2 separate regions of the Homo sapiens genome follow, and region 2 is linked to region 1. A link is a loop called in an ENCODE intact Hi-C map of the cell type or tissue named here. Cell type or tissue: B cell. All regions are shown on one strand. Each heading gives the region's core, and the rest is flanking DNA. Links, peaks and the distances in the headings are about the cores only. Region 1 overlaps KAT6B (lysine acetyltransferase 6B). Region 2 overlaps KAT6B (lysine acetyltransferase 6B).

Region 1 (18,011 bases), core at 7,785-10,284:
ACCTTGGGAGGCCAGGGTGGGAGGATCACTTGAGCCCAGGAGTTCAAGACTAGCCTGGGCAACATAGTAAGACCCCTGTCTCTACAAAAAAATCAAAGAATTAGCCAGGCTTGGTGAAGCACATGTGTAGTCCCAGCTACTTGGGAGGCTGAGGTGGGAGGATCACTTGAGCATGGGAGGTAGAGGCTGCAGTGAGCCTTGATTGTACTCCAGCCTGGGTGATAGAGTGAGATCCTGTCCCAAAGATAAAGAAAGGAAGAAAGAAAAGGTGGTTTTGGCCAGGCACAGTGGCTCATGCCTGTAATCCCAGCACTTTGGGAGGCTGAGGTGGGCCAATTGCCTGAGTTTGAGACCAGCCTGGCCAACATGGTGAAACCCCATCTCTACTAAATATACAAAAAAATTAGGCAGGCGTGGTGGGGGGCACCTGTAGTCCCAGCTATTTGGGAGGCTGAGGCAGGAGAATCCCTTAAACCCGGGAGGCAGACGTTGCAGTGAGCTGAGATTGTGCCACTGCACTCCAGCCTGGGTGACAGAGCGAGACTCTGTCTCAAAAAAAAAAAAAAAAACAAAAAAAAAAAGAAGGAAAGAAATGGTGGTTTTATTCATGGTTTACTGCAGCCTTGACCTTTTGGGATCAAGTGTTCCTCCCAAGTAACTGGGAATACAGGTGTATGCCACCATGCCCAGCTAAGTTTTTAAATTTTTTGTAGAGATGGGGTTTTGCCATGTTGCCTGGGCTAAGTACAGTTTAGAAACAATTGAAACATGCATGTTAGGAAAAGTTATGCTCCTCTTGTTTGGATACCATGAACCCTTGAAATGGAACCTGTTTTCCTCAATGCTTTAGATCAGATCAGCCCATGGAAAGGCAAACCACCTGGTCCTACAAATTGGATAGGACCAGGTGGTTTGCCTTTCCATGGGCTGATCTAAAAGGCTGGAGTGCAGTGGTGTCACCTCGGCTCACTGCAACCTCCACCTCCCGGGTTCAAGTGATGCTCTCACCTCAGCCACCCGAGCAGCTGGGACTACAGGTGCACACCACCACGCCCGGCTAATTTTTGTACTTTTTGTAAAGATGAGGTTTCTCGATGTTGCCCAGGCTGGTCTCGATCTCCTGGGCTCAAGACATCCTTCCGCCTCGGCCTCCCAAGGTGCTGGGATTATAGGCATGAGCCACTGTGCCTGGCCAACATTTATTTGTTAACTATATTTTTATTTTGTTAGTCTTCTGCCACATTTATTTGATCCTTAGGTGGTTGTTGTGTTTGTGTAACCAACCTCTAGTTCTCTGTGGCAGAATGTGGGCATAAAGAAAGAAGTAAAGTTATGAAATTTTCTTCTTAATAACATTTGTTTAAAAGAAAATACAAAAAGCCACTTAAATCCTAATTCATATGTCTGACACAGCCAAATCAGGGACCTCTGTTTTTAATTAAATACATATGTATATATATATTTTTGTTTTGTTTTTTTGTTTTTTTTGAGATGGAGTCTTGCTCTGTCACCAGGCTGGAGTACAGTGGCATGATCTTGGCTCACTGCAGCCTCTGCCTCCCAGGTTCAAGTGATTTCCTTGCCTTAACTTCCCGAGTAGCTGGGACTACAGGAGCGTGCCACCATGCCTGGCCAATTTTTTGTATTTTAGTAGAGACGGGGTTTCACCATGTTGGCCAGGATGGCCTCAATCTCCTGACCTCATGGTCCACCTGCCTTAGCCTCCCAAAATGCTGGGATTACAGGCGTGAGCCACTGTGCCCAGCCTTAATTAAATATTTTTTATAAAAGCTTATACTGTGAAGAAATTCCTTAAGGGACTATAGAGCCATTTCTTGATGGATTTGGATATCTTTGTTTTTAAAAATATGTACACTACCCTAAGGTATGTTAAGGTTTTATAATGAACAGGTACGTGGACTAATTCAGGTAGCTTTAGGCAATTTAATAGTATGTTTCAATAATTTTGTGATCCAGGGGATACTTTTTACTTGTGATGGAAGAGTCAGTACAAATTTTCCACAGTATCTTCTGATCCTTCGCTTTAACCTTGCCCGTCATTTCTTGCCAACCTTATCATATTTTTTTCAGGCAGCATCTGTACAGAAGTATTTTTAGTCTAAAGGAAAATTCATGTCTGAAAGTGTCTAGGATTGAGAGCAGAGTAATTTATTGCTTAGCAGGCAATTGTTACTGCTCTTTTTATGATGCTGATCTTTAAATTGTTTAGTTAGCATCATGCTATAATGAGGAAAGCTGAGAAATGTTTTCTAGAATTTTTACTTGATGAAATTTGGAGACTAATTCTATTAAGTAATCATTTGATTCTTAAAAAACAAAAATAAATAAAAATCAGTTTAAACAAAGTTGGCAACATGTTTGTATTCTTTAATGAAATAGCATTTTTTTCCAGCTGGGTGCAGTGGCTCATGCCTGTAATCCCAGCACTTTGGGAGGCCGAGGTGGGTGGATCACCTGAGGTCAGCAGTTCAAGACCAGCCTGACCAACATGGAGAAACCTCGTCTCTATTAAAAAAATACAAAAGTAGCCGGGCATGGTGGTGCATGCCTGTAATCCCAGCTGCTGGGGAGGCTGAGGCAGGAGAATTGCTTGAACTTGGGAGGCAGAGATTGCAGTGAGCCGAGATTGCGCCATTGCATTCCAGCCTGGGCAACAAAAGCGAAACTCCATCTCAAAAAAAAAAATAAATAAATAAAATAGCATTTTTCCTTAAAAAATGTGAGAAAATTACAACATAATATATTACCCTTTGAAATTAAAAGTGATTTAATAGTTTAAAACCATGTAAACTCGCTAAGTAAATTTAATAGAAATTCTTAGCCCGGGATCCACAAATGAACTTGGGTGGGTATCCCACAAATCCTCTGAAATAGAGTGTGAAGTCATGTGTGTGTATCCATGTTTTTCTTTTTTTTTCTTTTTCTTTTTCTTTTTTTTTTTTTTTGAGACATAGTTTCACTCTTGTCACCCAGGCTGGAGTACAATGGCACAATCATGGCCCACTGCAACCTCTGTCTCCCAGGTTCAAGTGACTCTTCTGCCTCAGCCTCCCTAGTAGCTGGGATTACAGGCGTGCGCCACCATGCCTGGCTAATTTTTGCATTTTCAGTAGAGACGGGGTTTCACCATGTTGGCCAGGCTGGTCTTGAACTCCTGACCTCAGGTGATCCACCCACCTCAGCCTCCCAAAGTGCTGGGATTATAGGCATGAGCCTCTGTGCCTGGCCTCCACATGTTTTTCTATGGCTAGGGTCTATAGCAAGCTTGTCCAACCCATGGCCCATGGGCTAGATGCGGCCCTGAATGGCTTTGAATGCAGCCCAACACAAATTCGTAAACTTTCTTAAAACATAAAGAGATTTTTGGCTTGCGGCGTGGTGGCACACGCCTATAATCCCAGCTACTCAGGAGGCTGAGGCACAAGAATTGTTTGAACCTGGGAGGCGGAGGTTGCAGTTAGCTGAGATTGAGGCACTGCACTCCAGCCTGGGCGACAGAGCAACACTTCGTTTCAACAACAACAACAAGAACAACAACAACAACAACAACATTTTTTTGTGGTTTTTAATTTTTTTTTTTTTAAGCTCACTAGCTATTGTTAGTGTATTTTATATGTGGCCCTAGACAATTCTTCTTCCAGTGTGGCCCAGGGAAGCCAAAAGATTGGACACTCCTGGTCTACATCTTTTGTCAAAGGCACCCAAAATGCCTAGTAGCCATTTTAAAATAGTTTGAGTTTCTTATACTAAATCATAGTATGCTAATTGTCGACCTATGATGATTCTTCCTTTGGCTGCTGAACTTGGATTCATATGTAGATTGATTGTACTATAATTTCCTATATATAAGACTTTTTCTAATATATTTGAAAAGATTATCATTGTTCTTGATGTGCTTGAAGTCATAGGATTTGCCTTGCATTGTGGGAGGAAATTTATGATATAAGTGAAAACAGTTCAGAAATGGAGTGATCTCAATTACAATCTAGTCAACTAATGCCTTTTTTTTGAGACAGAGTGTCACTGTGTCACCCAGTCTGGAGTGCAGTGGCATGATCTTGGCTCCCTGCAACCTCAGCATCCCAGGTTCAAACAATTCTTGTGCCTCAGCCTCCCGAGTAGCTGGGATTACAGGTGTGTGCCACCACACTGGGCTAATTTTTGTATTTTAGTAGAGATGGGGTTTCATTAATGTTGGCCAGGCTGGCCTTGAACTCCTGGCCTCAAGTGATCCGCCTGCCTTGGCCTCCCAAAATGCTGGGATTATAGACGTGAGCTACTATGCCCCATGCCTGGCCTAACTAATGACTTTTTTTTTTTTGAGATGGAATCTCACTCTGTCATCCAGACTGGAGTACGCTGGTGCCATCTCAGCTCACTGCAACCTCCGCCTCCCAGTTCAAGTGATTCTCCTGCATCAGCCTCCCAAGTAGCTGGGATTACAGGCACGCACCACCAAGCCCGGCTAATTTTAGTATTTTTAGTAGAGACAGGGTTTCACCATGTTGACCAGGCTGGTCTCGAACTCGTGATCTCAAGTGATCCGCCTGCCTTGGCATCTCAAAGTGCTAGGTAGGATTACAGGCTTGTGAGCCACCGTGCCTGGCCATGACTTTCAAGAAGCTGTTTATTCTGGTTACTTTTTTGAGCAGTTACATTAAATGTAAAACAAAATAAAAATAGTAAGAATAATAACTAACGTTTTGTAAGTGTTAAATGCTGGCACTATTCCAAGTGCTTTACATTTATTATCTCCTTGACTTGTCACAATAACTGCAAGGGAGGTAGATTATTACCCTTATTTTACAGATGAAAAAATGAGGCTGAAAGCTTAAGTGATTTGCCCAAGGTCACTGATAGAGCTAGTGAGTGGTGAAGCCAAGATTCTGACGAGACAGTCTGACCTCAGAGCTCTTTACCACTGGGCAGTACACTGGTCAACAGTGGTGGCTTTTTTTTTTTTTTTGAGACAGAGTCTCGCTCTGTCGCCCAGGCTGGAGTGCAGTGGCATGATCTCGCCTCACTGCAAGCTCCGCCTTCCGGGTTCACGCCATTCTCCTGCCTCAGCCTCCTGAGTAGCTGGGACTACAGGCGCCCACCACCACGCCCGGCTAATTTTTTGTATTTTTAGTAGAGACGGGGTTTCACCGTGTTAGCCAGGATGGTCTCAATCTCCTGACCTCGTGATCCACCTGCCTCGGCCTGTGGTGGCTTTTTATTAACAGTAAAAGTATCTCTTCCAGTTCTTCAAATGATTAGAAGCAGTTTTGCCCCAACAAATAGATTTCCAGCATTTTAAATTTGGTAGATGCAATGAGCTTATTATAGTTTTTAAAGTAGATACTATTTATAATATTAGCAATATGGAAAGGCAGTAGAGAAAGTAGTAAGTCTGTGTCTAATTAGATTGAACATCATCATCATTCCGATGCATGACTGCTAGGAGGAATACAATGCAAGTTAAAATAGAAGGGCTCCTTCCTTTCTGAAATGTAATTGCACATCTTCTGATAGTCTGGAATTCAAATTGGGTATTACCACACTGGCTTCTTAGCATAAATTCTTTGTATTTATTTAAGAAAGCTCTCTTCGGTGAGGTGATATGGAAATGAATTAAACCACTGAAGATAAAACTTTATCTTTGACTTGGTGAGGGAACTCCTAAAGGATAGTATTAATGTTTCTCATTAAAAGTAGTAAAGCTCAATTAGGTCAGATTATGAGGACTTTGGAAAGTCACATATTCTAAGAGAGACTTCCATTATCACTGCGCACTTTGTAGCATTAAGATTCCATTTGAACATTTGAGCTTTAGCATTTTTATAAAATCAGTTTAGTTCCATTTAAAATAAATTCCATAGTATTTCACTTTAGTGAGAATGTCTTCATAAAATTTATTAAGTGTCAAGTCTTGGTCTGTTTCCAGTGTAGTACATAATGTGGGAATTCTCATTCTAGGTTGGCATCGTAATTGGAAGGTGGGACACTTTCAGTATCAAGTAGGGCTTCTGATGTTTTTTCTGTTGAAGAAATATTTGTATTAGAATCTTACAAAAAGCCTTCAAACATAAACAAAATTACAAAAACAGTGATACTGTCAATAAGAAAAAAATCAAAATGATTTTTTTTTTTTTGGATACAGAGTCTTGCTCTGTTGCCCAGGCCGGAGTGCAGTGGCGCAATCTCGGCTCACTGCAGCTGCCGCCTCTCGGGTTCAAGCGATTCTCCTGCCTCAGCCTCCTGAGTAGTTGGGGATTACAGGCATGTGCCACCATGCCCGGCTAATTTTTGTATTTTTAGTAGAGACAGGGTTTCACCATGTTGGTCAGGCTGATAAGAATGATTTTTTTTTTTTTTTTTTGGAGATGGAGTCTTGCTATGTTGCCAGGCTGGAGTGCAGTGGCGCGATCTCGGCTCACTACAACCTCCGCCTCCCTGGTTCAAGCAATTCTCCTGCCTCAGCCTCTGGAGTAGCTAGACTACAGACGTGCACCACCACGCCCAGCTAATTTTTGTATTTTTAGTAGAAACGGGGTTTCACCATATTGGCCAGGATGGTCTCAATCTCTTGACCTAGTGATCCACCTGCCTCGGCCTCCCAAAGTGCTGGGATTACAGGCATGAGCCACTGTGTCTGGCCACAAAATGATTTTTAAAAGGAGTTCAGATGATCAGAAATGGGGTTGAAAGACAAACGTAGGACCCTTGTTATGTGTGGTCTTGGCTTATTCAGTTGTTTATTCTATTTCTCCTGCCCCTTTTAGAGAGATACGTTGTTAGGGTTTTTGGCACTGTTATTAATATGAAATATTTCTACAAATAGAAGATAAATGTACATCCTACAGCAGTTGCTTGAGTTGTTTACACACATGAATTAGATAAGTTTATTTTTAGATTTTCTTTTCTTCTGTTTTCTCCATTCTGTTTTCTCCTCTTCAGTCCCCTTAACCCTGCCCTAGAGCAGACCCTCCTCATCTGTTCTGGGACTTTTCCAATAGCCTGTACTTTATGAAGGACTATTCATTAGTCCATATTGTTCTTTGATGTGGCAGGCTTCCAGAAGTCTCTCAGCCCTAGGGGAATTGTTCATAGTCTCAGGCAACTCTGGATCTTTTTTGGCAGAAATGTGTATATTTTTTATCTGCTAATTATAGAGCCTGAATGTCCTCCTCTCTGTTGACCTTCTTAGTTTTCCTTTGAATTGGTATCCTTTGTGTTGCAGATGTCATCTTTCTTGAAGAGTGCTTGATTATGTGTATTTAACTGAAAATCGAATAAATCTCTAAATATTGTAAAATATGCTCTTCAAAATAACCTGCATTTTGGAATTGGTATGGATAAAGTCAGTTTTAGAATCACTAAAGTCAGACAGAAACCTATTGTAATGTGAAAGACGAGGTGGATCAAATACTTGCTGTTCCAGGGTCATGGAAGGAAAAAAATTGCAGTTCATGTTCTTCTTATAATTAAGCTTCAGAAGTTCTTCACAATAGCAGTGTCTGAGGACTGCTTTTGTGAGCAGGTAGTACCAGTTGTTGAGACATTGTTGAGAGAGCACATGAATTGTCTCAAACTAGTTAGTTGGGTCAAGGGAAAGATAAAATGAAGGGTGAATGAGTCTTTCTATTGTACTCTGAGGCATGACAGCGTGTTCCACTTTTGAGCTTTTATCAAGATGGGACTTGTCTAGACTTCTAATGAAATGGGCTTCAGGTAAAGTAGAAACATTATGTCAAGAGGATTTTTGGTTGTTCAAATGAATGTTAAACATTCTTTTAACTCTTTGGATCTTAGATAGATTTGATAGTTGTGATACCTTTACTGTATGTAACACATGATCCTGTCCTGAATGATCAGCAGCTTTCAGGAGTTACTCTTGTATTCCCAGCTACATTTGTGATACTTTCAGTGCTAAGAAAATCTATATTCTGTAGCTTTGAAGTTATTTAACAGTTAAGTACTATTTGCTGGTTTATTCTGATTTTGTCTTAAATGACAAATATTTTATTCATCCTTTCTCTTCAAACATTATTTAACAAATGTACGTTTTAATGTTTCTCAAAAATGAAGGTCTATATTCTTTTTATATGTTTTATCTTTGTATGTTATTTCTTTCATCTTTTTTTTTTTTTTTTTTTTTCTGAGACAGGGTCTCACTCTGTTACCCAGGCTGGAGTGCAGTGGTTTGATCATGGCTCACTGCAGCCTCGACCTCCCGGGCTCAAGTGATCCTTGATCCTCCCACCTCAGCCTCCTGAGTAACTGGGACTACAGGTGTGCACCACCTTGTCTGGCTAATTTTTTTTTTTCTTTTTTTTGAGACAGTCTTACTCTGTTGCCCAGGCTGGAGTGCAGCCGTGTAATCATGGTTCACTGCAGCCTTGACCTTCCCAGGCTCAAATGATCCATCCTCCCACCTCAGCCCCCCAAGTAGCTTGGACTACAGGCACACACCACTACACCCAGCTAATTTTTGTATTTTTTGTAGAGATAGGGTTTCGCCACGTTGCCCAGGCTGGTCTTGAACGCCTGAGCTCAAGCAGTTCACACACCTCGGCCTCCCAAAGTACTGGGGTTATAGGCGTGAGCCACCGTGCTCAGCCTTTTATTTTTAATATATAAGAAATGCCTTTTTTTTTTTTTTTTTTTTAATTTGAGATGGAGTCTTGCTGTCTTGCCCAGGCTGGAGTGTAGTGGCATGGTCTCGGCTCACTGCAACCTCCGCCTCCCAGGTTAAAGCAATTCTCCTGTCTTGGCCTCCCGAGTAGCTGGGATTACAGGCATGTGCCACCACTCCTGGCTAATTTTTTTGTATTTTTAGTAGAGACGGGGGTTTCACCATATTGGCCAGGCTGGTCTCGAACTCCTGACCTTGTGATCTGCCCACCTCGGCCTCCCAAAGTGCTGGGATTAGAGGCATGCCCCACCACGCCCAGCCCATTGTTTTATCATGACAGTAGCAATGTGTTTTAATTGTAAAATTCTTGACTTTTTGTTTTGTTTATAAACTTCCTTTTCTTGGCCCTGTGCCTTAAACTACAGTAGATTAGGTGAAACTGTTCTCTGATCACACTAGCATTTAAAATATGAACCTGAATCTTCTCAGGTACTTTGATCTCTCCAATCTATTAATGTTTCTGAGTACATAAACATCAATTAGCTCACCAAATTAAAGTTAGCAAATGCGTCAGCCATGTAATTTGCATGTGACATTTTGAGTTAGCAGGGCCAAGAGGGAAGTATGTTTTTGTGAGTGGGTGTGCTTATCTCTCTGTCTTCAGGTGGTGATGGAAAGTTGTACATGTAAGAGAAGGAGTTGTGGCAGTGGATATGTGAAATGCTAACTGTACATATGCCTCTGCTTGGGGCAGAAGCACTTTACCAGAGAAGTCTCCAACAGTTGCAAACTACATATTCTTTTTCCTTATATAAGTGAATCTTTTAATTAGTGTAATATTATGTAGAGTGTATGTTTTTTCTGTTTTTTTTTAATGAAAGGTGATATTTTGATAAATCTGCAAAATGAGCAATATAGACAACATTTTAGAGTGAATGATACTAGATTTAAACTATGAGGCTGGTCTCTGCAAAGATACAAAGTAAATACTAATCACTGGTCTAAGCAAAATCCAGGAAGGATTTTTGTTAATTTGACAAGTGGGTTTAGAATTCTTTAGCCACTATTTTTTAGAAACCAGCTTTGTTCATACATCCTTTCTCTAATTTGCCTCACTTTTGATCTGTGATAAACCAGCTGCAATTTGGTTTCATTAACAAACTTAACTGGTCAACAGATGTTTTGGCTCTATTTTGTCCTTTCTATTAGAAACAGCATAGGCGTACACAGAAACCATGCTGGGCCTTTTCCTGTCTGTAGCTCGACAGGCGTTACAGAAGAGCAACCTAACTTTACTTACAAGTTCAATTTTTCTTCCTCAGTATTTTTATTATAGGTATACAAACATTGTAGTTTTGTCTCCCCCATCAAGTCGGTCTTTTGTTGTTAATCTTCCATCTGTTAGTCCAGTATACACTTCTCACCCTGCTTTTTAGCATTGCAAAATCTTAGCATGCAGGGAAAAAGGTACTATTGCAGGAGAGGTAATTGAGATATCAGCGACTCTTCCACAATTCAAGGGAAGGAGTGGAACTAGCCTGGTGAATTTAGATAATTTCTTCCGTCTTCTTTGATGTCAGTGAGCTGCCATATGGAGAGCAGTGAGGCCTGCAGGAAGGAGGTGAGCCTTGGTCTGGGCTGCCTAGGGTGTTCAGAGTGACATGGGCTGAGAGCCAGAGGCAGAGCTTGACTGTTTCTGTTAGTAGTTTCTGATGTGACCAGCCCTGCTTTTTGTCCAAGGTTTCCCTGTCATGCTTGCCACCCTATGGGTATGATGAAGTTTAAGAAACAGATCATAAACATTATCTTGGGAAAGAGAAACATAAGAACATATTAAAATCTAGTAATAAGGCCATTAAAAGATGACTCCCATTTGATATTTGACCAACTTGTTTTCAAAATTAGTATTGTAAACACTTCTGTCTTATAACAAAACCCAGCTTTAGCTGTTGAGCCTTGAGTTGTGAGTAAAGCAGCAGAAAACAGGATCTGCTAGTGGAAGAGTATTGGCTGTTTGAAGAACATCAGCTGTTCCAGGTAGACTCCTGGCAGTGTGTGAGCAGACCTGGGAAAGGCAGGCATGGAGGGAGCTAGGAAAATACTTCTCTCCTAACCTTTATAATTTATAAAATTAGAGTATTTCATAAATATTAAAAGAGTAGTACAGTAAACACTCTATTTCTTTCACATAGATTCACCAATTTTAACATTTTGCCACATTCTTTCTCTTCCTATATGTGTGTATATGTATATGTTTTTATACATGGGTGTGCGTATATATACAGCACATTTATATATTCACAATTTTGACTAAACTGTTGGAAACTAAATTACAAATATTATATTTCACCCCTAAATACTTAATAATATATCAAAAATGTTCTCTTATATACTATACTATTACGCAAAAAATTCGGCAGTGGAATGAGTGTTAACTGACAGTCCATATTTCCCCAAATGGCCCCAAAATCTCATTTATAACTTTTGACTTTTTTTGAGATGGAGTCTCGCTCTGTTGCCCAGGCTGGGGTGCAGTGGTATGATCTTAGCTCACTGCAACCTCCACCTCCCAGGTTCAAGCAATTCTCTTGCCTCAGCCTCCCGAGCAGCTGGGACTACAGGTGCGTGCCACCATGCCCGGCTAACTTTTTTTATTTTTAGTAGTGATGGGGTTTCGCCAGGTTGGCCAGGCTGGTCTTGAACTCCTGACATCAGGTGATCTACCCGCCTAGGCCTCCCAAAGTGCTGGGATTAAAGGTGTGAGCCACTGCGCCTGGCCAACTTTTGACTTTTCATCCAGGATCCAACCAAAGATCATATATTGCATTTGGCTGTCATGTCACCTTTAATAGAGAACAGTTTTCCCTCCTTTTTGCTTCTGAAGACATTGACATTTTTGAAGAGTCTAGGGTAGTTGTCTTGTAGGATGTCCCACAATTAGTATTTGTCTGACTGTATCCTCATGATTAGATTCAGAGTAAACATTTTTGACAAGAATAGCGTGTGGGGGTCTGGGAGTGGTGGCTCACACCTATAATCCCAGCACTTTGGGAGGCTAAGATGGGTGGACTGATTGAGCTCAGAAGTTTGAGACCAGCCTGGGAAACATGGTGAAACCCCGTTTCTACAGAAAATACAAAAAAATCAGCTGGGCGTGGTGGCATGTGCCTGTAGTCCCAGCTACTTGGGAGACTGAGGTAGAAGGATTGCTTGAATCCAGGAGATGGAGGTTGCAGTAAGCCAAGGTCACACCACTGCGCTCCAGCCTGGGTGACAGAGTGAGACTCTGTCTCAAAAAGAAAAAAGAAAAGAAAAAATACTGTATGGGGGATGTTGTATATTTCTTCTTGTGAGATACCAGGAGATAAATAATTTCAGCTTGTCTCATTACTGGTGGTGCTTAGTTTATCAGTTGGTTAAGGTGGCATCTGCTAGATCTTCGTTTATAAAGGCGCCTTTTCCCTTTTGTAATTAACAAGTAATCTGTGCAATGATACTTTGAAAGCATGTGAGTAACCTTTCACCCAGTGTGTATTAGTTTTCTATTGCTGCTGTAACAAATTACAGCAACTTAATGGTTTAACACAACACAAATGTATTGTCTTACAGTTCGGTAGGTCAGAAGTCCAACATGGGTTTCTTAGGTTAAAATGAAGGTGAGGGCAAGGTAATGTTCTTTTCTGGAGGCTCTAGGAGAGAATCTTTTCCCTTGCTTTTTTGAGCTTCTAGAGGCTGCGCATATTCCTTGACTCATGATCCCTTCCTCCATCTTCAAAGCCAGCAATGTTGCATCTCTCTGACTGTTCTTTCACAGTCACATCTGCCTCTTACCACAGCCTGGACAGTTTTTCAGCTTTTAAAGGATGCATATTATTAGATTGAGCCCATTTGGATAATCCAGATAATGCCCTTATCTCACAGTCCTTAACTTTATCATATCTGCAAGGTTATTTTGCCAGGTAAGGTTCTGGGCATTAGGAAGTAGACATTTTTGGGGGAGCCCATTATTTTGCCTGCCACACAGGGTTTAGTATTGTCACCTAAATCAAATTTTGCATTGGGGGTTGCAAATCATTGAAGGTTTTGGGCTATGGTGAACCATGATCAAGTCTGTTTAGAAAGGAAAGAGGGCCAGGTGCAGGTAGCTCACATCTATAATCCCAATGCTTTGGGAGGCCAAGGCAGGTGGATCACTTGAGGCCAGGAGTTTGAGATCAGCCTGGACAACATAGTGAGATCCCATCTCTAGAAAAAATTTTTAAAAATTATCCAAGTGTGATGGCACAGAACTGTAGTCCTAACTACTTGGGAGGCTGAGGTGGGAGGATTGCCTGAGTCCAGAAGTTTGAGGCTGTAAGTGAGCTATGATCGTGCCACTGCACTCTAGCCTGGGCGACTGAGCAGGACTCTATTTCTTAATTAAAAAAAAAAAGGAAAAAATAACCAGAAAGGAATTAATCACAGTTTATGGGAGTAATGCTAGCTGAAGGCCGGGGGTCAAGAGGCCTGAGTTTTGAGTCTCATGGTACATCCTGAGTCATTTCCAGGAGAGCAGGAACGGGGGCGTGCACTCTTGCCTCCACTTCATGTCCCTTTACTCACTAGTTGAAGAACTGAAGAATGGATTTGGCACTAATAGCTTCAGAGTTTTTAACAATAGAAGTTTGGATGGGCAATTTTTTTTTTTTTTTTTTTGAGACAGGGTCTCACTTTGTTGCCCAGGCTGGAATGCAGCGGTGTGATCATGGCTCACTGCAGCCTTGACCTCCTAGGCTCAAGCACTCCTCCCACCTCAGGGTCCTGGAACTACAGGGGCGTGTGCCACCATGCCCAGCTAATTTTTGTATATTTGATAGGCATGGGTTTTGCCATTTTGCCCGGGCTGGTCTCGAACTCCTTGGCTCAAGCAATCTACCCACCTTGGCCTCCCAAAGTTCTGGGATTACAAGTGAGAGCCGCTATGCCTGGCCCAAAATGATTTTTGAGAAGTACATTTAAAGTTGTAGAGAAGGGTCTTTCATTTAAATGCCCACAGGGTGCATGAAAAATACAAGGTGATTTATCAAGATAGGCTCTTTGGCTCATGCCTGTAATCCCAGCATTTTGGGAGGCCGAGGTGCATGGATCACTTGAGGTCCAGAGTTCGAGACCAGCCTGGGCAACATGGCGAAACCCCATCTCTACTAAAAATGTAAAAATTAGCTGGGCATGGTGGCTCACGCCTGTAGTCCCAGCTACTCAGGAGGCTGAGGCAGGAGAATCGCTTGAACCTTGGAGGTGGAGATTGCGGTGAGCCAATATTGTGCCACTATACTCCAGCCTGGGCAACAGAGCAAGACTCCATCTCTGGAACTCCTGATCTCAAGTGATCTACCCACCTTGGCCTCCCAGAGTGCTGGGATTATAGGCATAAGCCAGTGTGCCCTGCCTTTGATGATATTTCAAAGACTAAGTAACATCTGAAGAATTTTATGTCTTTTATTTATTTATTTAGACAACGTCTTGCTCTGTTGCTCAGGCTGGAGTGCAGTGGCACGATCTTGGCTCACTACAGCCTCCACCTCCCAGGTTCAAGCAATTCTCATGCCTCAGCCTCCTGAGTAGCTGGAATTACAGGTGCCTGCTACCATGCCCAGCTAATTTTGTATTTTTTTTTTAGTAGAGATGGGGTTTCACTGTGTTGATCAGGCTGGTTTTGAACCCCTGGCCTCAAGAGATCCAGCCACCTCAGCCTCCCAAAGTGCTGGGATTATAGGCGTGAGCCACTGTGCCCAGCATATATCTATAATTTAAATTAGAACCCTCAATCAGAGAAGTCTAAATAGGCTGAAAAAGAAACTCATTTATTTAAAAAAGAAAAATGACATGCAGATGGATGTATATTATATTCTTTTAGTTTTTAGTAAAAATTCAGAAAAATAAACATGAACTTGAGGTAACGAGCCTCTAGAATTCTTCATTTTATTTCATTTCACAATGTTTCAGCAGTCTTCTGCAGTTAGTTGGAAGGTTTTGGAAATTCTGACTAATCCAGTTGTTGAAGAATAACTAGTTAGCTTAATAAATATGTTTTCTAGAGCTGATAAAAAAGATGATTTTTTCATCTGATGAGCTCTGACCCTCTATAAACCTTCTAACTTAACTCATTTTCCACCAGCTACAGAAATGTAACAAGATGCCAACAATTACATCCTCATGGAGCATGTATACTAGCTTATAAAATCACCCCTTTGTTGGAAAATTGTGTAATATCTTGATTTCAATTTAGCATGGCATGTTGGTTAGCAGTAAATCTTGCTAGTGTATGAACACAAGCCTGCAGGCAGTTTGGAGAACATTGATCAGGTGTAAATTGTATGTATTTTTCTCGCTTCTAAAAATTTTATAGCAGAATGAAATAAAGAGCTAGCATTGAGAACACTTTTTCAGTTGTTTTTTATTTTTTATTTTTATTTATTTTTATTATACTTTAAGTTCTAGGGAACATGTGCACAAGTGCAAGTTTGTTACATATATATACATGTGCCATGCTGGTTTGTAGGTTGTTTTTTATTTTGACATGTATCTTGTGGAAAGTGCCTTCTCTCTCCTGAAATCCATGATTTGTGTCTCTGACCACTTAGGTTCCCCATTTAGTATGTGACACATAGCAAAAGCAAACAAGCATAGTTAAAACGTGTATTTGTGCCTTGTGAAATGTGCATTATAAGCAGTTAATACTAGATTTGAAGGCTGTACAAAAAACATGCAAAAAGATATTAATATTAAATACTTAGTGCTTATTGTGTATATTAAGCATTTAATATATACAATATAATTTTGCATGAACTCTGAAAGATAAGTACTGTTATTAACTGAATTTTACAGATGAAGAAACAGGCCAAATAAGGTGACTTGCCCAAGAGTACACAGGAAGTATTGGAGCTGGTGTTTCAATCCTGGTGCACAGGCAGAGTGTAGTGTAGTCACTTTATCACCTTCTGCCTCTCATTTCTTCGGGCGAAATCAACACATACCTAGTGAATTCTTGCAATATATAAAACACTGTATTAGGCACATAATATGGAAGTTACCACATATCTAAATGGTAATAAAAGTGATCAGTTGAGGCTAGGCATGGTGGCTCACGCCTGTAACCCCAGCACTTTGGGAGGCCAAGGCAGGAGGATCACTTGAGGCCAGGAGTTCGAGACCAGCCTGGGAAACATGACAAAACCCCATCTGTACCAAAAATACAAAAATTAGCTGGGCCAGGCGCAGTGGCTCACACCTGTAATCCTAGCACTTTGGGAGGCTGAGGCGAGTGGATCACCTGAGGTCAGGAGTTCGAGACCAGCCTGACCAACATGGAGAAACCCCGTCTCTACTAAAAATGCAAAATTAGCCGGGCGTGGTGGCACATGCCTGTAATCCCAGCTACTCGGGAGGCTGAGGCGGGAGAATCACTTGAACCCGGGAGGTGGAGGTTGCGGGAGCTGAGATCGTGCCATTGCACTCCATCCTGGGCAACAAGAGTGAACCTCCGTCTCAAAAAAAAAAAAAACATTAGCCGGGTGTGGTGACACACACCTGTAATCCCAACTCCTCAGGAGGCTGAGGCAGGAGAATCACTTGAATGCCGGAGGCCGAAGGTGCAGTGAGCAGAGATCACACCACTGCATTCCAGCTTGGGTGACAGAGCGAGACTCTGTCTCAAAGGTAAAAAAAAAGAAACATGCTAATACATACAGCTGTTATTCCTTTTCAAACGATCATTGGAGTGATCATCACTTTTAGAGCAATTGAAATTTTAAGAATGAATAATAACAACCAACATTTATAAAATGCTTTACTATGAGGCAGGCACTACTTCAAGTGCTTTGTGTATAACCTGTTTGTAAGGTAGGACTATTCATTCTTCGTTTACAAAGGAAGAAGCTGAGGCATGTCAGGTGAAAGGACTTGCCCAAGATTACCTAGCTATTAATGTGGTAGAGCTGGAGCCAGGATTTAGACCCAGGCATCCAAGCTCCTTGATCTGTACATGTAACCATTATACTACATTACCTCTCATTTTCCTGATGAAGAAAACTTCTTTTAATGAGAAGGTATTGAAAATAGTTTCATATTAGGTTCTTATAAACATGAGCCTTTAAGTGCCTTTTTACTGTTTATAATAGACGTCACTGAGAAGATTGTTAAAATTTATAATATGATATCATTAAAGTAGCTTTTCCCAAATGATGTTCTGAGGAAGAAGGAAGTACTCTACAAGAAATTAATGATGCTAATAATAGTCTGAGATTTACAGTACCTGAGTAGTTCTAAAATTTACCTTGCCTAACCCAAGATGATTTGACGATGGGCCTCTCTCCTCTTTGTCTTCATAGCAGCCATTCACTTGTCTAGAAATCTTTGCATTTGGTTAAGCAGTTTGGATAGTGCTGATGTAAGGTTATAGTGCTAATTCCTTTGCTTATTTCTTCTAAATACACATCCCAAGGGAAACCATTGATTAATTAAACTTGGAGTTTGTCCTTCAGAATAGAAAACCAAAAATCATCAAATTCACCCCTTGTCTCTATTAATGTATTGATTTAGTAATATTTATGTAATTCTTTAAATGTAGTATAAAACTTTAGAGTTGCAGGAGATCTTTGAGATCACCAAGTCCAGGGTTTTAAGGCTAAGGTTCAAGGAGCCCTTTTTTCTGGGGTTTGTAGACCTCTGAAATTATATGCAAAAAGAGTATTTTTCTGGAGCTTCTTGCCCCTCCTCTCCTTCAGCAGGTCATTTGACCTAGGCCAGTGGTTCCCAAACTTTGCTGCACATTAGAATTACTGGAGGAGCTTTTAAACGTTAGATGCCCAGATCACACCTCCATGCTGCTTAAATAAAAATGTTGGAGTGGGAGTCAGGCATTAGAACTTTTTGAAGTTTCCTTGTGATGCCAGCATGCATCACATGCTTTCTTCTTTAATAGATGAACAAGTAGGATCTACTTATGTGGCTGAGGAAGCAATCTAGAGATGTTAATTGGTCAGGGCTCTGCTTCCTGCTAAAAGAGATTTTAGAGATCGTTCTGAAGGAGTCTTGTGGGGAAGTGGCTCTGGAGCTAGAATGCTTAGGTTCAAATCCCAAGTTTTCCTCAGCTGACTAATAGGGATGATAATATAGCACTGACCACACTGGGATAGTCGCTGCCTGAGCTACAGAGGTGGTGAGCTTGTCCTCAGCCTCAACAGAAAGGTCAGCTGAACAGACTCCAAGGCAGTGGAGGGACGGCAGCCCCCAGCACTCCACTCTGCCATACTGTTTGGGAAGGAAAAGCTGTAAACCGATGTCCTCATTACCTTCTAACGAAGACCTCCTCTCCTCTTGCTCTCTTACGCCA
Region 2 (13,328 bases), core at 3,238-5,737, 120 kb after region 1:
GATTTTGAAAAAATTTCTAGAGGCAAACATGAAACATTTATGAATAAAATCTTTCATGGTAGTATCATTTGAAGTAGAAATTATATGTTTTTGCATTCATCCTGTGTAAGCATTGTTCCCAACATGGGTCCATATCCTCAGGGCCCAATTAAAAAAACCAAATTAGGATATAAACTTTCTAAACAGAGGACACAGCTGAAAATTGCATCTGGCACCAATCCTAACTTTTTGTTTGTCCAAAATTGTCCTTTGAGCTTAGGAATTTTTAAGACAGTCTAGGGAGTTTTCCTTTTTACATGCTTTATAAGCATATTATCCTTTCTGGGCAATCGATTCCAGATACAATCCAAATGCAGCTTTCTGATGTGAAACATTTTTGCCTGGATGAGTTCCTTGTTGGTAACTCTCACTGTGTCTCTAGTGACACTAGAGATCTCTAGCGTTCACCTGACTTGGCTGAATTGGTGGTGCCAGGCAGAGTCCCTGGCAGTAGAGCCACCTCAGATGAGCCTGGTAGCTGCACCTACCTCCCCTTCAACTAACAGCTGAAATCTGGTCATTAAATCTTTGTATACAAGATGATCACTAAAATATACTCTTGTATTTGTAATTACTTAAGATATTTTTATAATTCAGTATTGTATCTTTTTAAGGCTTTCATTTTGTCATTATTCACCTTTAGCTAAATTGATCATTTTGAAAGTACATTCTTGGGCCCCAGCATTGTCATAATTCATCTGCAAATGTTTCTCTATTGTATAAAACTCTGCTACAAAATGGGTAGCTTCGCAAACCCTAGCCTGAGGTGAAGACAGTCGGCCGCTGTTCATGTAAGCAGCTGTGTTAGCGAGTGACCTCTAGTTTCTAGAACTACTCAACAGTATGGGCAGAACCAGGGTACAAAGATTCTGACGCCAAGTGTCTGATAATGACCATGGTAAATGTGCCGCTTCTTCACCAGACTCTCCATGTCATGTCTGACCCGCTGTAGCTTTTCTTTAATCATTTCTTCAGTTTTTTGCTATTGTTGTCCTTTTTTCAGCAATATTTTATGCTGTAGTTAATTGTCTTCTCTCCTAAGAGAGTATTATTGGTTATCTTACCATCCTAAGCACAAACTGCTGAGAGGAAGAGGATGTCTTTTTATGTTTTCTTAAAAAAAAGTACAAATTTATAGCCATATCCAAACTCTATTTATATAAGTTTGCAAATTGAATTAAAAATTACTTTTAACTAGAGATTAGATAAGCTTCTTCTTTTGCTTCTGGATAACACATATGACTTATTTCCTCCTAATACTTTAAAAAAGACATTTCAGGAAATCATAACTACTTGTGACAACACCAAAGGATAGCTTGTTTTTATTTAATTATAATTAAAGCATTGGGTGTTCTTTTAGTCTCTTCAGCATTTTTCTTGCTTATATTGCCCTTGGGTCCACATGGATTCTTCCAGTACCTGGTGGATGGGCCCTGGAAGAACCATGACATGTAAATGCAGTTGCTGCTGCCTTTCCAACAGAGAAACATCTAGGTGGTGGCACACACAAAAAATACAGTTCTTAAGTTTAAGCCCATTGAATGCATCTAGTTGCAATAAATTTGTTTTTAGATACCTTTATAATTCTATTTATTAAATGCTGATACTATTCTCTAAATTTCTGCCTAGGTCTGTAACCAGTGATGAAGGATCCATGAATGCATTCACAGGAAGGGGGTCACCTGGTAGGGGTCAAAAGACTAAAGTCTGTACCACACCTTCATCTGGTCATGCTGCATCTGGGAAGGACTCAAGCAGCAGATTGGCTGTTACAGACCCCACTCGGCCTGGTGCCACCACCAAAATCACCACCACCTCCACCTACATTTCTGCCTCTACACTTAAAGTTAACAAGAAAACCAAAGGGCTCATTGATGGCCTTACTAAGTTTTTTACACCATCACCTGATGGTCGCAGATCACGAGGTGAAATTATAGACTTTTCAAAGCACTATCGTCCAAGGAAAAAGGTCTCTCAGAAACAGTCATGCACTTCTCATGTGTTGGCTACAGGTACCACACAAAAGCTAAAACCTCCACCTTCTTCACTTCCACCCCCAACCCCCATCTCCGGTCAGAGCCCCAGTTCACAAAAGTCCAGCACGGCCACTTCTTCTCCCTCTCCCCAGAGTTCTTCCAGCCAGTGCAGTGTGCCCTCCCTGAGCAGCCTTACCACTAACAGCCAGCTGAAGGCACTCTTTGATGGGCTTTCTCATATCTATACCACTCAGGGACAGTCTCGCAAAAAGGGACACCCGAGTTATGCACCACCCAAACGTATGCGTCGTAAAACTGAATTATCTTCCACGGCAAAATCTAAAGCCCACTTCTTTGGCAAAAGAGATATTAGAAGTCGGTTTATTTCTCACTCCTCCTCCTCTAGCTGGGGGATGGCTAGAGGAAGTATTTTTAAAGCAATTGCTCACTTCAAGCGAACAACTTTCCTTAAAAAGCACAGGATGCTAGGCAGATTAAAATATAAAGTGACCCCTCAGATGGGGACCCCCTCACCAGGGAAGGGGAGCTTGACAGACGGAAGGATTAAACCTGATCAGGATGATGGTAAGCAAAAGGTCAAAGCTCCAACCAAACCTGCGTCCCGTCCCTTTCTCCCCAACCCTGAAAAAAATCAACCAATCAATTCCTATTTGTCACATAGGTCTTAGCTATTTCTCTTGTTCTCACTTCACTTTCATACAGAAGCAGTGAAACTTTGACCTTTTTCTAATGCTGACTAAACCTCCAAAATGTTGTTTTTCCAACTAATACTCTCCCACCTTTTATTATTTATTTCCATTCGTAGTGACACTAGGACCCCCAGATGCCTTCATAGCATTGCTTATGGCTTTGTAGTCCCGCATGAGTAGCCACTGCCATGCTTCTGCCATGCTCTCCCCCATGTCACCTCTGCAGCCACAGCGCTGTTCAGTTGTGTGCTGTCAGTGCTTCCAACAGGGGGTGTTTCAGCTCTTCCCTCTGCTCCATTGCTTTCTCATGACAAAGTTCATCCTGCTTCCGTCTCAGCAAAGCCTGATCTGTGACTCTGTGATGTGTGCTTTTGGATGTGAGTGTGTCTGTGTGTGTATCCACCTTAGGGAGAAAACGGATTTCATAATTTCATTGAACAAATTGGCCCATTACATTTGCTACCCTTTATCAAACAAAAACCGAAACTGTGTCATTTGGACAAAGTGGTAGAATTTATTATCTCAAAAGTGATAATGGGAATGCTATAACTAGACATCGATAAAACTTCTAATCTTGGTTGAAAAATATGATTTCACTTTGTATTGCTCTTACTTTCCCTCATATATTTATTAAAGCTGTAAAAAGATGACAGTGATAAATTCAAATAAAAATTTGAGTATAGCAGGGAAAGGATACTGCTGGATCTATGAGCAGTGCTTAGATGTAAAAGCTTATTTATAAAGCTTTAAAAAAAATCCCTATTTGCCCAGTATGCTAATTTGGTGCCATTTTGGTAATATATGGTGGTTACTCATGATTCAAGTCAGTGAATACACTTTCTGCTGGTTTTAAATGACAGATACTGAAATAAAAATAAACATCAAACAAGAAAGTGCAGATGTAAATGTGATTGGAAACAAGGATGTCGTTACTGAAGAGGATTTGGATGTTTTTAAGCAGGCCCAGGAACTTTCTTGGGAGGTAAGGCGAGGATCCCACATTGTAGTAGCAAGTATAAGATGTGGCTTCTAACTATTAATATGGAATTACTGTGTTGATTTTATAGAGAATCCCTTTCAACATCCTTTGTGATTCTTTAGCCGTTATCATGCCCATTTCTACTGACTGTACATTCAAAAGCAATGACTTAGTAGAATTGTCGCCACTCTTAAAAGTAGGTATGGACTCAGCTGGTCTCACAAAATAAAACAGAGTAGCATTAGTTGAGGCAGATTTTGGAAAACATTTCTAGGTGTGAAGGAATAGATTTCTGATGAGTTTTGCCTAAATTTAGAAAATAACAATTTAAAATCATTAACAAAAAGAAGAACATCACTGTTAAATTCACCGATGTTTCTTCCAACACAGATGGCCAGCCATATGAAAAATGTCTCATATTTTTAGCTCTTCTGCATTGATGAAAACAATATTTTGTTTCACAATCAGTTGTAGTCAGTTTTATTTTTATTGTCCAGTAATTTCTTTAAGTGATTCCACTTTAATTCTGCTTAAGTTATTACCACCCAGATATTGACAGGTGAGGCTGTCAGACTTCTCAAAGACGAATCTAATATGAATTGTGAATTTGTTGTGTCAGTGACTACATTCGGTTTCTATGACCAGTGTGGTCAGGTAGACTCCCTACCCAACCCCACTTCCTGTTTTGTGGGGAAGGGGTTTTCTGTAGGCTCTTAACGCTTTATTTTTAGTAGCAGCCAGTTGGGCTAAATACTCCTGACAGTTTCTACCTTCAGAGCTATTGGGTATTTCCAACCCTCATTCTGCCCCGATCTATCAGGATGCCTTGTATCAGCTTTCCTTTGGCTAAGATAAATGTCAGATTTCCCCCAGTTATTAAGGTTGGAAGTCCTTGAACCAGCCCAGGTTGGAAATGGAGCAGGTCAAAACTCCTACGTTGATCAGTAGTGGGATTGTGCCCTTGAATGGCCACTTTACTCCAGCCTGGACAACACAGCAGGATGCCACCTCTTTTAAAAAAAGATTCGAAGTCCTTAAATATTATCTTTTTTTGGCCTACTTCTGACATTCATATGTAAACATGAACAGTAGGCCATTATCTGAAAGATACTGCTAATTCTAAAGTTTTTTCATTCCAACATGGTAAAACTGGCTTTTTTTATTCAAGAAATATTCTTGTTCTGTGTCAGGCACTGTACCAGACACCAGGGATACCACAGTGAATCTGGCAGGCAGAGTTCTTAACCTCGTGTGGCTTACTACATGGAAATAAGGGAAATAAGAGGAGACAAATGCTAAGCTGCAGATTTCACAATTGATTATTTAATTACAGTTGTGATAAATACTACTTCGTGGAGGAATAGGAAACTGTAAGCTTCTGTAATAAATAAGCCTGTGTAATAGCCACATCATTTATAATCACCTAATTTCTAATCTGTTACAACAGATTGTTAAATCCAGTTCTATCGACATTTGTATGTATTTATACCATACTTATTTCCTTTGCTATATTGTTTCTTAGGGTATTCGTTTGCTGTGAATCTTACACAAAGGTAATGTTAGGTTGGTGCAAAAGTAATTGTGGTTTTTGCCATTGAAAAAATTATAAAAACAGTAATTACTTTTGCACCAACCTATTTCATAAGGGTCTATAGTGTTTTAAGGCCATGCAAATTCACAATTAAGATTAGTGTTCTGATCTTGATAAGTTTTGATAGTCACTGGTGAAAGAACCAAAATGTAAGTGAAGTATATATATTATTATTTTCCTTTTCTTTCTATTTGACAGAAAATAGAGTGTGAGAGTGGGGTGGAAGACTGTGGCCGGTACCCTTCTGTGATTGAATTTGGTAAATATGAAATCCAAACCTGGTACTCCTCGCCTTACCCACAGGAATATGCAAGGTAATGGAATAAGTCTGGCAGGTGTATAACTTGAATGTCACATATGTGAGAAAGGAAAATTCTTGATTCTAAAGCAGGAATTAGGGATGATTTTAGGAAATAAATTTTGGTAGTCAATGCCAAGTGCTTCCCAAACTATTGCTTTTGCCAGCACCTTTTTATGGTATTCCTTGTTCTCGGTAAATTCCTTATGCTCCTTAGTTACATGGGCATTATAAATTTTGCCATTTAGCTTCTAGATTGTGCTTTCTTTCCTTGGTTAATTGGGGAAATGTTGGTTTTGTATGAAACCAAATTAAAAAAAAAAAAAGAAATTTGCCATGGTGAATTATTGGGTAGACTTTCTTCTCCAGTTGTCTTTTATATTTTTTAATTAGGCCTGTTACTTTTATCTCTGATTTCTGGCATTTTATTTTCAAGTTTTTAATAGAAATTTAGCAAAAGAAGGAAAAATGGGAGAAAGTAAGTGGGAATGGGTAGTCTTAAGAGACCCTTCCCCAAATTTTTACTTTAGAACATTTGTGACTTTGAAGAGAAGGCCAGGCCCGGTGACTCACTCCTGTAATCCCATCACTTTGGGAGGCCAAGGTGGGTGGATCACCTGAGGTTAGGTGTGCAAGACCAGCCTGGCCAACATGGCAAAACCCCATCTCTACTAAAAATACAAAAATTAGCCAGACGTGATAGGACATGCCTGTAATCCCAGCTACTCGGGAGGCTGAGGCAGGAGAATCACTGGAACCCAGGAGGTGGAGGTTGCAGTAAGCCGAGATTGCACTACTGCACTCCAGCTCAGGTGACAGACCAAGATCCCATCTCAAAAAATAAAAAATAAAAAGGAGAAAATAATGGTATCCAAGTTTTTGTTTGTCTTGAACTCAAGATTAGCCTGTGAACGAATATATCCCAAAATGGGTACATTGAGAATAGATGTCTTCCATAAAGTATGTCAGGGTACACTTTACTAGTATCTTCAAAAATTTTTTAGTCTGCAAAGTTTTCAGTATTTATAAACTTGATTTTCTTATAGAATAGATCTTATTTTTTTTCGTTAGCATGTGAGTGTCTGGCCAATCACGTAACTGGAGAAAATGCTAAGTGTTTTCTAAAAGTTAAGTGACAAAATAAGAGTCAAGAATTTTGGTTTCTCCTTCCTTATACCATTTGGTTGTGTGTTCTTGAACAATTTTAAAAGACTATGAGCTTTAATTTGCATAGGTAATGATAAGCCATGTGCTCTGAAAGATTTGAATAAAATTTGTACATAAGTGCAAGATTTGAAAGTAGTCTCACCTGTGTCTGCCTCTCTCTTGAAAACCTTTTTCCCCATTCTTATACTCCAAAGACCTTGCAAGTGCTTCTAAACATTTTCTTATAAATACCAGCCATGTTCATTAAGATATGGAAATAAAAAATGTTCTGATTTTTAAGGTGGAGAAAAAGTCAGCAGGGAAGAGAGGTGTTTGTCTTTTACTCAAAGTAACAGTGGAATTGGTAGAAAACAAATTAGGTCTTTTGATTTTCAGCCGTGCTATTTACTGCATTTAGACCATATATAAATCTCTGATAATAACTTTAAAGTTACCTCTTCCAGAGGTGGAAATGGTAACAACTAAGTTTGAGGACTTTTCAGCCTCATATGTATGCAGATTGTTTAAAATAATAAATTCACTTCTGAGTAAGATATTATATCTATACCACTAACCATATATAATTGGAAATAAGATAGTAAATGTGAATTTTGAAAAATATGCTTGGTCCCTTGACAGGATGATATCCTTATTAAGTTGATTTTTTAGGGTGGTGGTTCCACATCTGTAAAGCTTTCTTTATATAGGATATTTTTAAGGAAACAAATTATTTGTTCACAAAGTAAAGGGAGCACATATTATGGATTATATTAAAAAATAATGTATGGTTGTTTTTACATTCTGTCTTTACTATTGGCTGGCTTTCTTTCTTTCTTTCTTCCTTCCTTCCTTCCTTCCTTCCTTCCTTCCTTTCTTCCTTTCTTTCCTTTCTTTCCTTTCTTTCCTTTCTTTCTTTATTTTTTTGACGGTGTCTCACTCTGTTGCCCAGGCTGGAGCGCAGTGGTGCAATCTCGATTCACTGCAACCTCCGCCTCATGGGCTTAAGCGATCTTCCTGCCTCAGCCTCCCAAATAGCTGGGACCACAGGCATGTGCCACCACGCCCAGCTAATTTTTGCATTTTTAGTAGTGATGAGGTTTCACCATGTTGGCCAGGCTGGTCTCAAACTCCTGATCTCAGGTGATCTGCCTGCCTTAGCCTCCCAAAGTGCTGGAATTACAGGTGTGAGCCACTGCACCCAGCCTCCAATGTTATTATACAGCCTTTTTATGATGTAGAGAAAATTGAACAATATTTAATCTTCCCCCCAACAGTATAATCTATCTGATAGATTCTATGATTTTTAAACTTTAACAGATTACCAAAGCTTTACCTGTGTGAATTCTGTCTTAAATATATGAAAAGTAAAAATATTTTGCTAAGACACTCCAAGAAGTGTGGATGGTTTCATCCTCCAGCAAATGAAATTTACCGAAGGAAAGACCTTTCAGTATTTGAGGTAAGCGCGTGTAAATAAAAAAATTCAGCTTTTTGAAATCTAGTACTCCTAATTGTTGACTATGTGCTGATTTGTGTTTAGAAGGTACAAAGTATACTTAATTTTGGCACTGAAATTCAGACTGCCCTTTAAAACATCTCCATGTTTTGGAATGTTTATCTAACCATATTAAGCAACCATTTAGACTGATGAAGAATCCCTACTTCATCACATTAACATTTTTGTCTTCCCCAAAATCCCTGTCTACACTAGATATATTCACCATGAATTTATGATCTCCTCAGCTCTTTGTAAATTCTACTTTCTTTGGCAGGAGAAATGAGCTTTGTTCAGCAGCTCCAGCCAATGTCTGGCAGGTGCTCACTCTTCCAGGGAATTGAGCAGCTGTACATATCTCCTCAATACACAACCACCTGTGTTTCCATCCACTTCTTGGCAGTGTGGATAATCCTTTTGGTGAGACCCTAGCAGATGTTGGGACTCCCTCCCATCTGGGTAGATGGCCACCCCTGAAGAACTCTGCTGTTCACAGGAACCCCTTGTGGCCATATGTCTGTCATTGTGGGTTTCTTGAAGACATTTTGTATTTCCAGAATTGATTTCGTAGCAGGCCTTTGCCTCTATATAGTTGCATTGTTTAATTATGTATCTGTTGTCAGTTTCAGGGATTCCGTTAAGCTGAGTCAGTTTCACCTTGAGGAGACCATGCCTTTCTCACAGGTTACTGTCTGTCTGCAGGGCTTTTCACGTTTCTCCTTTATGCTCTTCCCTCCACTTGCACACTTCTGTTGTCTGCTGCATTTTCTCCTCTGTGACCCATTGTGGTGTGCATTGGTGCTCATTCCTAGGTGCTTGAAACAAGCCTACCTTGTACAGCAAACGTGATGTCCTCTTTCTCTGGAATATAGTTTCACTTCTGGATTTTCTTTTTCTGAATTGTTCAGGCTGAAACTTATTATTCTGCCTTACAGTTCTCTTTATTTCTGGCCTGCAGTGTCTTGCCATCCTATTAAATAAAGGGAAGGTTGTAGGTTTCTCACATGGACCAGGCTCCTTCTCAGACAGGTCTGGGCCCACTAGTTTTTCCCCAAGACTGATCAGAGAACATGGGAAACTCCAGTTGTGTCTTATGATTTTTTTAAAGCTTTCTCTTTTTCTATCAGCTCTTTCGGTAAGCTTGGAGGAAGAAGGGTATTGTTGCTGGGAAGATTAGGTGATATATTAGTTCTTACTAAAAGCTAGGCACTTTTGACATTTCAAGCTGGTTAGTTCTTTGTTGTAGGGGCTATGCTATACAGCGTAGGATGTTTAGCAGCATCTCTGGCCTCTGCTAATTGGATGCCAGTAGCACCACCACCCCTTCCAGTTGTGCCAACCAAAAATGTCTCCAGACGTAGCCAAACATCCCCTGGGGGCGCAGAATCACCCCCAGTAAGAACCAGTGGGCTAGAAGGAAGGCTGAATGCACGTTGCCTGACCTTCCTGTTGGTATGCTATCCTGCCAGCCCCAGCCAGCTGAGGTGACAGAGCTGCTCACAGTTGAAGCTTAGCTAATGTCACAAGTTCAGCTTTCCTATTGGCTCCTTCCTTGATGCCTTAGATCTTTTCTTCCAACCAAAACATTGTTTCTCAAAGCTCAAAACACATTGTTGGCCTTAAGTAATTATTTCATAAATCAGCATGAGTCAGCACTGGGATTGAAGCTCTCATAAATCCATGGAACGTCTTCTCATGGGCAAGGGAATCAGTCTTGTTAGGATGGTAAGAATGGGCTGTTCTTTCAGGGCAGGTGCTTTTGGACCATCCAGAGATGAGAGGGGAGACATCAGAAGCATGTATGTAAAATTCACTTATACGAATAAGGAGTTGGATTTGATAAGTACCGAGGTCCCTATTCTAGAATCTGAGTTAATAGAGTATAACATTTGGGCAACTTTTCTCCTAGCAGTTTCTTACAAAACTTATAAAATAAAGGAGGAATAATCACACATTACGATTTTCTGGCCTTCCCTTTCTTTATTCCTCTTACACTTTTCACAACCAATCAGAATTTTCTTCAGCACTGTCATCTCTGTATTTTTCTGGTTCACAGTTATGTATATCTCCATCTTTCCTTTTTGTAATATACTACCATTTCCAAAAGGGCCATACTCTCAAATACATGTAAACTTCCTTTAATTAAAGGGAGAATTGTATCCTCTGTGCCCATTGCCCATATTTGATTGTGTTGCTATGTATGGGACCTAGGTTCCATCCGAGGGAAATAGTTATATGAAATCTAAAAATAATTTGTGCAAGATGAGAACCCGTATGGTCCACAGGAGACCTGAGAATGGTCAAGTTCATTGTTTCAGAGCTCTGGTTAGCAAATATCCATTTCCCTTAAGAAAAGTGCTAGGGAAATTCTTCTTGAATCTGCTGTGTTTTCTATTTTCAAAGAGTAACTACATTTGATCAAAGAAATTGGCATCTGTGCCTAGCCTCCTGTCTATAGCCATCAGTATCACAGCTTGATTCTTTTATTTTGAAGAGAAGTAGACTGTAATCATAGTGCTTATTGTAGGTTGAAATTCATATCACTTTCTCTGTAAGTATTCCCAACATAGATATTTTATCTTTTCCAATTATATTTAAGATGATGCTTGGGATAAAACCAAAATGGAAACCTCTTTGCTAATCCACACTTCTGAGGAATCAGAATAATACAGTTCATTTATTTTAGTTTTATGTGAAACCCTTTTGAAACAACATAAAGTTTAACTTACTTGAGAAGTATTTTGATCTGTTTATATTTCCTTAATACAGATTTATTCGGTTCAGATAGAGAGGACATGCCTGATCATTTTTAGCTCAGAATAAATTACAAGTAAAAATTACTCCTTTACTAGTGGTTTGGCCCTTCTTTGGTAGCTTAAAGAGAAATTTTAACTACCTTAAATGTACCCTAATTTAAGAGAAAATGTGGAATTCTGATTTGCCAGTGACAGCTGTTTTCTGGTTAAAGCTGTACTTGCTTAATAGAGTGTTTTAATCTCTCAGTTTAGGATTTGGAAATAAAATGATGTACTTTCTGAAATACCATATAGAAGAAACAATTTTATATGGTGCAGTATTTTTATGTTAAATAATGTTGTCTGTTTCTTTTTGCTAGGTTGATGGGAATATGAGCAAAATTTATTGCCAAAACCTTTGCTTGTTAGCCAAGCTCTTCCTGGACCACAAAACGTTGTATTATGATGTCGAGCCATTCCTTTTTTATGTCCTTACAAAAAATGATGAAAAGGGCTGTCATCTGGTTGGATACTTCTCTAAGGTAAAACAAGAGCCAGCATGACCTTCATTTTCTTTTTCAAAATGTTTTTGGTAGAGCCCAATTCTTTGAACAGGGCTTTTTCATTACTATAATTTGAATAAGTGACATGTGTTTTTGAAAAGCTCAGGTTCTTGTTCAGAGCTCATTTTAAAAGATGAAAACAAAAAACATGGTGCCTAGTAAGTGTGTAAAGGACCTCAGCACTGTGTGCCGCCTTGATGACACTCTAATTGCTGCCTTGTGGACCACTTAGCGTCTTTGATTTTCTCAGTGTTTAGCTTATTTCCGTTTTCCCTTTAAGTGGTGTCAACATGAAGGTTTCAGTTTAGTGTAGCATTTAAGAGAGAATTCTCCTTTCTCCTTGTTGCCTTCCCTCTGTGGTCAACAGTATCTCAGTGAGTTAGGACGCTGGCATTTGGACAGTCAAGCTGATAAAATGACTGGTTTTACACTTTTGTCTCTTATTCTCTGTGCTATGGTTTTAAGTTCTAAAGCAATCTCACCTTTAGAAAGCCTAAGTATCAGCCGGGCTCAGTGGCTTACGCGTGTAATCCCAGGACTTTGGGAGGCCGGGGTGGGCGGATCATGAGGTCGAGAGATAGAGACCATCCTGGCCAACATGGTGAAACCCCATCTCTACTAAAAATGCAAGAAATTAGCTGGGCCTGGTGGTGCACGCCTGTAGTCCCAGCTACTTGGGAGGCTGAGGCAGGAGAATTGCTTGAACCTGGGAGGTGGAGGTTGCAGTGAGCCGAGATCGCGCCACTGCACTCCAGCCTGGCAACAGAGGGAGACTCCATCTCAAAAACAAAACAAAACAAAACAAAACAAGAACAAAGAAAGCCTAAGTATCTCTGGCTGTTAGAGTGGGGAAAACAATCGACATATTGAGGGGACGGATATAGCTTGTCCTTTTTACTGGTTCAGAGCAGTTCACTCACATTCTTCTGCTCAAAGGCTTCTAAGAAACAATAACTCCTTTGCAATAAAGGAAAACTGAGTTTGGAGATGTTTACCAGGTAATGACCTTAACTTTTCTGAGGTACCTAGGAAATAGTTAAATGTACCAGGATGGTACATAAATAGAGACAATAATTATGAGACTTTTAGATAGAAGGTCCAAACTCTCTTATTTATGATATTTTTTTATATTAGGTGATACATGAATTTTAATGAATCTGCTCTTGCACAATGTAAATGGGATGCTTTATAGAAGTGCCATTTTAATGAAGTTTCAAAAGATAGAATATATGTGAAGGTACTTGCAAACTATAGCTATCCTAAATTTAAGAATCAACCCAAAGATCATAAACAAAAATAAGTAACAGCATTCATGGAAAACTGTCTCAGTGTTTTAATCCACATATTTGGTAAAGCTTTAAAATGAAAAAGAAGAAAGTTAATTTGCACATTACAAATTCAAAAGATGATAGAGAATTAACACTGAATAAAACAATAAATAGGAAATCTATATGATTAATAAATAAAACACCTTACCTTTTATGTAGGTTTGTCAAGATCATTCTTCTCCAGAAACTTAAAAAGAATAGTGGTTGCGTCCTTGCTGTTAGAAAATGGTGTTTCTTTCATTGTCTGTGGATTTAAACATAGGCTTAACGGTGCCCACCTTCCTCGTGCTGCACTGACCATCCCACTCCTGGGTCTTGTGTTGGCTGCTGAGTAGCAGCCATGTGTAGAGTTGGTGGTGATTCTTGAAGTTTGAATTTCTGCCTCTCTTCCTGCCAGGGTACCCAAAATTTTACTCAGAACTAGCTCAACTTTTCTCATAGTTTCTTCTATAGCATGGCAGCAGCTGC

The links. Peaks named below come from ENCODE experiments on the same cell type or tissue, not always from the same donor. Only the 100,000 strongest peaks of a DNase experiment are listed, where the experiment ranks them.
Region 2: a loop joins it to region 1, with 2.0 times the contacts of the local background. A loop is called at or near these places in 1 of 110 quality-filtered maps.

The regions. Positions count from the first base shown.
Region 1 is chr10:74,844,970-74,862,980 of GRCh38, forward strand. All of the region lies in intron 3 of KAT6B (lysine acetyltransferase 6B), which reads left to right. Among named protein-coding and RNA genes, the nearest start is that of KAT6B, 27 kb to the left of the region's middle. RefSeq lists a silencer at 11,101-11,311. In B cell, for the core only: no CTCF peak of the experiment used is centred there; DNase peaks (open chromatin) are centred at 9,232, 9,802 and 10,132; H3K4me3 peaks cover 786 bases; H3K27ac peaks cover 2,371 bases.
Region 2 is chr10:74,973,731-74,987,058 of GRCh38, forward strand. It overlaps KAT6B (lysine acetyltransferase 6B), which reads left to right. Exons shown (of 18, transcript NM_012330.4): 8 at 1,669-2,600; 9 at 3,586-3,707; 10 at 5,494-5,609; 11 at 8,057-8,198; 12 at 11,350-11,511. Among named protein-coding and RNA genes, the nearest start is that of SNORD172, 41 kb to the right of the region's middle. RefSeq lists an enhancer at 8,824-8,873. In B cell, for the core only: no CTCF peak of the experiment used is centred there; a DNase peak (open chromatin) is centred at 4,381; H3K4me3 peaks cover 1,646 bases; H3K27ac peaks cover 1,565 bases.